Linked DNA regions of Homo sapiens: region 1 is linked to region 2. Evidence: read pairs that join two places in POLR2A ChIA-PET (ENCODE). Cell type or tissue: Caco-2. All regions are shown on one strand. Region 1 overlaps RC3H1 (ring finger and CCCH-type domains 1). Region 2 overlaps PRDX6-AS1 (PRDX6 antisense RNA 1).

The links. ChIA-PET counts read pairs that join two places held together with the same protein. Peaks named below come from ENCODE experiments on the same cell type or tissue, not always from the same donor. Only the 100,000 strongest peaks of a DNase experiment are listed, where the experiment ranks them.
Region 1: POLR2A ChIA-PET joins it to region 2 with 7 read pairs; 2 of 35 experiments call an interaction of 5 or more read pairs at or near these places.

The regions. Positions count from the first base shown.
Region 1 is chr1:173,930,992-173,934,991 of GRCh38, forward strand. RC3H1 (ring finger and CCCH-type domains 1) reads right to left here. Exons shown (of 20, transcript NM_172071.4): 20 at 93-4,000. Among named protein-coding and RNA genes, the nearest start is that of SERPINC1, 16 kb to the left of the region's middle. In Caco-2, no CTCF peak of the experiment used is centred here; no DNase peak of the experiment used is centred here.
Region 2 is chr1:173,423,207-173,427,206 of GRCh38, forward strand. All of the region lies in intron 1 of PRDX6-AS1 (PRDX6 antisense RNA 1), which reads right to left. All of the region lies in intron 2 of LOC100506023 (a long non-coding RNA gene), which reads right to left. It also overlaps a transcript of TNFSF4 not described here. Among named protein-coding and RNA genes, the nearest start is that of PRDX6-AS1, 36 kb to the right of the region's middle. In Caco-2, no CTCF peak of the experiment used is centred here; a DNase peak (open chromatin) is centred at 1,835.

The DNA.
Region 1 (4,000 bases), 510 kb after region 2:
TCACTGTGTGACAAATGAAGGAATATGACTGTAGCTTATTTAAGATTGGACTAATTCCTGTGATGTCCACACAAAATTGGCTACTCCAAGTATGTGTTTGCTCATGCAGATTAGCCATTTCTTTATTTTTCACCTAAAAAAGCCCCCTCCATTAAAAACGTGTAAGAAAGTAATCTCAAGATTAGAATAAGATGGCACACACTCATTTACAAAATACACACGTTCCTCATTAATTTATCATTTAATATAAATGCTGACAGAAAGCAGATAAAGACCTTGTAGACATTTTCATATATTTACAATCCAAAAGGTGAATCACCTCCTTCTACTTGTTAAAATAAATCATTTTATCTGCAACTCATGGGAGCCTTAAACACTAATTAGGAGCAACATGAGGCTGAGTCAGTTTCCAAGGTAATAAAGGAAATAGCATTTTAACAAAATGGGCATCTTTGATATAAACATGCACACAAATAATACAAAATTGAGAAAGATGGCCCTAGTACTCTCAAAAATCGGCAACAAGTGGGAACATGTACTTATTTAGACCCAGAGTTCTGCTGCCCTAAACATCTTCCTACTACTATTTCTTTTTTTCCACCACACTTGTTTTGAAAGCTGCTTAAAAATCAGAAATATTAAACAGATTAAAAACAAGAGAAAAACGGTCTATTTCAAATAGGGTTCTTTTTCCTACTCCAAAAGAACTCTCAGGAGATAAGGTCTTCAAATAAGACTTCACGGTTTGCCAGATCCTAAGGAATTATTCACAGCCTGTGAAATTCCAATCCATTTGTCTTCACCATTCCAACCTATTTGTCTTCACTTCTCTTTTTAAAGTTGGAAACACTTGGAAAAAGTAAAATTTCACAAAATTCAGCAATTAAAAAATCAGCTGTCACTTTAAGGCTCAATTTTTTTTTTTCCTGAACAGGGGGGTGGAGGCAGGCAAGAAAGAATAGGGAGCTGTGGCAATAAAAAAACAAAAAAATGCAAGAAAACTTTAAAAAATGGTAAGTCTACCACTGATTTATAAGAGCAGGAGTATAAATTCTATCCAAAAGTGTAAGTGATTTCACTTACAACCTGACTCAAATCTCATGGGCTCCTTTATTAACCAAGATTATTTTTGTCTTGTTAAATATACCTCTGCAGGGCACAATCACTTACAATCAATACGATTGGTAAATTACACAAGCTCTATCCCAAGCAAATATGCACCAATGTTAAAAAGTTATTTTTTTAAAAAAAACAAAATAAAACAAAATAAAATCCACCCAAAAAGGTGATAATGACTGCAGAATGTCTCGGGGAGACTGATATGAGCCTAAAGACCAAATTACCATAGTCAGAGAAAAAGGGCAGAAGGGGTAACAAGGGGAAGACACCACAAACACGAAGAGGAATCTCAAAACTGGAAAATGTTTAAGTGGGTGAAAGGTTTTGTTCATTACCTTAATTCACTTTTTCCATTGTTCTTGTACCAAAAAGTCATAGATTAATCATAAAGAAAGATAATGAGACCTGTGGACTAATTAATTTTTTTAAAAAAGTTCCTTTTATTCCCAGGAAGCAGGGAAGAGGAAAAAGGATGAACAGGGGAGAAGTGTGAAAATTTAGGCCAACGATCCATCTGGAAAAAATAACTCTCAAGACAGTGTCTTAGTTGAATAGAGGATGTAAAAACGATAAGCAAAAGCTAAATGCCTTTAAGTCAGAGAATTATTTTATGGGGTAGTTCAGATATTATAAGAATGACAGCCAATCAATGGAGAAAGATTACACAAATAAATGGTGATTAAAAAAAGGCAAATAATAATAATAATAATAATAGAGCAACCAATTATTCACCCAATAGTTTGTTTCCAATCTTTTTCTTGACTCTTTCATACACTCACTGGGGTGGGGGACCACCTGACAGTTTCCAGTTATAAGATGACTCTGAGTGTACAACCTAAAATGGATGCCAAAGACTTGTGAGCTCTGTCTGCTTAGAGTTAGAACAGAAACAAAAACAAATCTGAAACAGTAAGACCTCAATACAAGAAAACAAGTCACCTTATCTAGTATAAAATAAACATTAGGATAACAAACTCCACAGGATTTTATTTTTCTAAATACACATTTTTGGACACGATATTATGTTGAGGTTTAAGTTCTTCCCCCTTATTGTGCCTTATTTTCTTGTGAAAATAAAGTTCGTTCTCTAGGGATGTTTCAGGGATAAAGTTTAGGAGAAATTCAGTGTTTGGCTGAAAATCCAGAGGCTCTGAAAACAAGGATTCCAGTGGTGAGGTAAGTCCCTTTATTACAATAAGATTTCAAAGGGCTCTTTACCCACTTTGTTCAGTGCAGTATTGAAAACATACCTATTAGGAATAGATTTATTATTAAAAGGTGTTACTTATTCCTGGTGGTGATAGTCTTACTCTTTATTAACACTATAGCTAGTATTACTTATCAATTATAATCTATTACTTGTGGAAAGATCTTTAGTGAACACAGAAATAAAATCTTAAAAATTCAAATCTTAAGATTTACTTGCTACAATTAATAGTACCTTTTGACAAAAACAGCTTTCTTCTTGAAGTGGCTCAGAAAAGCTAAATTGAGAAAATGTTTAATAGTAACTATAATCAACCTACAACTCCCAATAAGTCATTTCAGCAGGAAAATTTCATAAACCTGAGCTGAAGCAACAAATAAATATAAAAATCATAGCTGTCCAAGGTAGAAAGGTATGAATGTGGATCAGCAAAATGGGCACTCAGGTAAAATGATGACAGTAGTAGACTGCTTGCTTGTTTAGGTGCTAATGATGAAAGTAAAATTTGCTTTAGTTTAGTAGGTCTAATTTTTCTTAAAAGGATAGGCAGATTTTTCAGGGGAAGAGATCACCTTGCAACACTGTAACCATATCATCAGTTAAAAATTTAACACACTTAGACTCTTATTAGGGGGAAAAAATCTAAGTAAACACTGCAGTTAATTTCCAGGTAGGTTATTAATCTCTCCTAAAAAGTAACTGGGCCATTCCTTTCAATGACATATAAATCGTTACAGGTGCTTTTTACAGATAGATTTTACAAATAAAACCTTTACTCAATTATTTAAAACGAGCAAAAAGAGAGTAGAAAAATGGTGAGACTGCTACCCACCACCATTTGTATGTAAGTGACAGCAACTGAATACTTCTTTACTGAGACGAATCCTTTTTTTTAGTGAAAGTATTTTGTCTTGAATTTTAACAATCTGTACATGTACTGACTATAGTTAGTTATTTCTCACCAGTCACATACTCAAGAATTCTTTTACTCAGACCCATGACTTGACCACAGTGATAGCAGAAGCTGGGGTGGGCACAAATGCTTATACACAATATTACAAAAGACGACATTCACTGGCTTAGAGAAACTGATGAATTTTCATTACTTTTACATTTTATAAGGCTAGCTAACTTTAACAGTTAACTTTAGATAAATCTACTTACACAGTACAATCAACTCACAAATACTAAAAGGTTTCATGATCAAAATGGCTACTACTTCCCCCAAAACCAAAACAGAGTAAAGCACAAGTCTTTGGCTCTCCTTTAAAGAAAACAGCAGGTTACCATTCTTAACCAGACCTTTGTTTGCCTACCAGTAGGGCAAATACCACATTTGTGCATCACTGAGTAATAACACCATTAGAAAAGGCAACTTCACAGAAGTTATTGGCTAAGCGAATTCATTTGAATGCTCTGTTTTGAGGCAGCAAACTGTCACTGTTGCAGATTGGGGAGGGCAGTGGGTAAGTCAAGGGGAAATTACAGGGTGGAAAAAGGTCAAGAAAAAAAAAGACATATATGGAAAAATGTAAACTTTGAGCTCCATCCCTGAAGAACTCTGGAAAGTCTGATGGAGTTATATACTCAAAGTAGCAAATGAGAATCATACCAATATTCTTTTAGGCAAAAGAAATACATGGGAAAGAATAGAAGGGAAGGGAAATAAGATGG
Region 2 (4,000 bases):
ATAGATTTTATTACTCCCACCTTACATATGAGAAAATGGATTTCCACAGGGATTAAAAGATTTTTCTCAAAATTATATAGCCAATAACAAGAAGAGTAGAAGTTGATCTTCAATGTTGTCCATTATTTTATTCCCCTTCTTTTCCACCTCTTTAATTAAAACACAGCCTTCAAGACCCTGCTTGAATCCCACTTCCTCTGCAAAGCTCTCCCTCCCTCCCCCACAGCACATGACATAGAGCCTTTCATATACCAAGTATGCAATAACAGCTTGATGACTGGTGATGATGATCAGGTAGCAACTGTCAGCCTGTGTGGATGCCTTGTGACCACTGGATAAAGGGGCAACTGCAGTGGTCTGGACTCAGGAAAGAAGTCCCCTAGGAAGGACTAGGCTTTGAGCCAGGTCTTGAAGAAACTGGTAGCTGTGAACTGGTGGAAGCATATGGGGTAGGAAGGAGAACATCCCACCGGTGATGGAGAAGTAACAATTTGTACAAAGACACGGAAGCAAAGTGAACCAAAACTATGCCTATCTTCTATGTCTGCCTTTAATATTATCCTTGGCAATTCCTTTATAATTAGAGAGTGTCTTCATCTGTTTATGCCACTGTAACAAAATACCTGAGACTGGGTAATTTGTAAACAATAAAAAATTTATTTCTCACAGTTCTGGAGGCTGGGAAATCCAAGATCAAGGTGCCAGCAGGTTTGGTGGCTGGAAACGGCCTGGTCTCTGCTTCCAAGGAGGTACCTTACGCACTGTGTCCTGACATGGTGGGAGGGACAGAAGGGCAAAAAGGGGGGTGAATGCTGTATCCTCATGGCAGAAGAACAGAAAAGAACAAACACTCCCTCAAGCTCTTTTGTAAGGACCCTAATTCCATCCAGGAAGGCTCTGCTCTCAGGACTTAGGCCTGTCGTCTTAATACTATCACATTGGTGATTAAGTTTTAACATATGAACTTGGGGGAACACATTCAGACCACACCAGAAAGAAATAGGCAATTCTAGACAAAGTATTTCTTCTCTTTACTTGCTTCTTTAGTCCACACGTATTTTGAGTGCTTCTCATGGGCAAGACTCTATGGGAAGCATAAAGATGAATCAAACACAGCTCTTCCCTCGTGAACAATGTGTTCACTAAAAGAGGAAGACCTATGCATGACTATCTATAACGAAAGGCACAAACTGGAAACAGCCATAAACAAGCTATGAGCTGCTACTAGTGCTTATCACTTCAAAGTAGGGATCTTTGTGGGCCGGTGGGCCCAATGTGATTCTATGAGTTCTTATGAAAGGGGTGCATTAAAGCCAGAGAGAAACTGTCTGTTCCCTTCCTGGAAGCAATGCTGTTGATGCTGGATTTTCAAGGGTACAATTTTCACGGCTTAAGATAGGTTCTGGGCCATTCTAGGCAGAGGGAACCACATGAGAAAAGATATAAAGGTGGAAAAGTTCCAGGTCCCACAAAAAAGAGTGAGGAATTTGGTTTTACTGCAACATTAAGATAAAAAGAAAAGAATGGAAAATGAAGTTGCAAATGTGGATGAAACCAGGTCATACAGTGGAAAGAATATGAAACTTTGAATTCCTAAAACAGAATTCCAATTCTGCCACTTACTGTCTACATGACCTCAGGCAAATTACTTAAATCCTCTGAGCCTCAGTTGCTTCATCTGAAGAATGCGACCAGACAGGTGGATTTTCAGGCATGCAATAAGGTGGCACACCTTCAATCAGAGATTCTTTAAATATTTCTTATTCTTTAAATATTCAAGTTTTTCAAAGGAGAGGTTGAGCATTGAGTCATGCAATGACTCCTAGCCTTTCCTCCACTGTCCCAGGAATTGTCAATATTCCACCCAGCCACATATGACCCTGCAGCTAATCTGAGTCCTTTCCTTTCTTTTAATTGGGTACAAAAGTTCCCTGTGGATTTGATTTTCGATGATGTCTTGGTATTTTTTTATAGGTTGTGAATTTGAACTTCTGCCTTCTGGCTTACACTTGGCTCAGTGCAGCTCAGGGAGTGGTTTGAAGGTTAAGGGTATTACTGACTTAGAGTGCTCCATAAGAATAGCTGTTTCTGTGTGACCATTGACAGAAAAGGAAAAACAAGCTATGGAGACTGGCTAGGGGGTCATTTAGAAAGACTATTTCATAATCCACAAATAGCAACTTGAGGCCTGAAATAAGAGAATAGCACTGGGAATAGGGAAGAAAGGATAGATTGAAAAGCTCCTGTGGAAATGGAATCCCCAGGATTTAGCAAATAATTGCATGTTAGATGAGGTAAATAATGAGGTTGAAATCTGGCTCTAGGAAGATGGCAAAGCCATTAACATAACTAGTGATATGGGGAAGAAGAGCAGATTTAGAAGCAAAGTCAATGAATCTGTTTGGGACACAGCTGGAGGAGCCAGCAATCATAAAAACAGACAGAAAAGGACATCAGGCAGTTAAAAATGCAGCCCTGTTCAAGAAAGAAACATGATAGAGTAAATGGTTAATGCACACACAGCCTTTGTGTGTTCCAGGTGGTTCTATGAACTAGAGCGAGGAGGCTGAGCCTGGACACTGTGACCAAACCATGGACTGTTCCCACATTCTACAACCTGCATTCATTCCTTGTAAATCTCTTGATGAATTTTTCACACATTCTGGCCTCAGTTATGTGGATATGGTCCCCAAAAGATGTGAAAGTCCTTACTGGGACAAAAGAACTCTTTCTCTCCCCTGTTGAGGTTTGAGTCTTCAAAATGAACTGATAATAGACTGATTAACTGGAGAAAAGGCATATAGACTTATCAAGTGCATGGAGCATCACAGGAAAGTGAGTACCCAATAATCCAACATGCTGTATCAATAGAAGTTTATATACTCAGATAATAACCTGAAACAAAGTTCGTCTGGGCTCTGGGTGTGGCGTCAACTCTAACGTTCCTTCCTGCGAGTCAGTCTTCCCTGTTTGATGAGATTATAGGGAGTGGGGCTCAAGTCAGTTGCTTCCTTCTGGAGGAGCTTCCCTTAGTCAGATATGGAAACTTCAGAAAAAGTGCTTCCCTTTGTCAGATATGGGAACTTCAGAAAAATTTTCTCCCTGTGCTTCAGGAGAGGCAGATAGGCAAGAGACAGCGGACAGGAGGTGGTCAGAGATACCTTGTTTCCATGGCTGCTTCTTTAGTTCAAAATACTCAGCATGTCAAAATGCCATACTTAGGAGTGTTGTTTTCTGAGCTTTAACATTCTAATCCCCAGAACCTGTAAATGTGCTGCTTTACATGGTCAAAGGGACTTTGCAACTATGATTAAATAAAGGACTTTTAAATACAGAGGTTATTCTGGACTATTCAGTGGGCCCAATGTAATCCCATGGGTTCATTTTTTAAATTTTTATTTTACTTTGAGACAGGGTCTTGCTCTGTCACCCAGGCTAGAGTGCAGTGACACAACACAGCTCACGGCAGCCTCAACCTCCCGGGCTCAAGCAATTCTCCCACCTCGGCCCCGAGTAGCTGGGACTACAGGTACGCACCACCACACCCAGCAGATTTTTTCATTTTTTTGTAGAGACAAGGTCTCGCTATGTTGCCAGGGCTGCTGTCAAACTCTTGGGCTCAAATGATCCTCCTGCATCAGCCTCCCAAAGTGTTAGGATTACAGGCGTGAGCCACTGCGCACAGCTCCCATGGGTTCTTATAAGGGGGATGCAAGACAGTCAGAGAGAGAGAGAGACTGGAAGATGCTATACTGTAGGCTCTGAAGACAAAGAAAAACGCCATGCAGGAGGAACACAGCCCTCCTGATGCCTTGATTTTAGCCCTGTGAAACCCAATCTGGACTCGTCACCTTCAGAACTGTATGATAATAAATTTGTATTGTTTAAGCCACTACATTTGTAGTAATTTGTCACAGCACCAACAAAAAATCAATACAATAATCATAGTGAATGGCCTAGGTCTCATGGTCAATGGATTAGCACTTGAAACGTTAAAGGC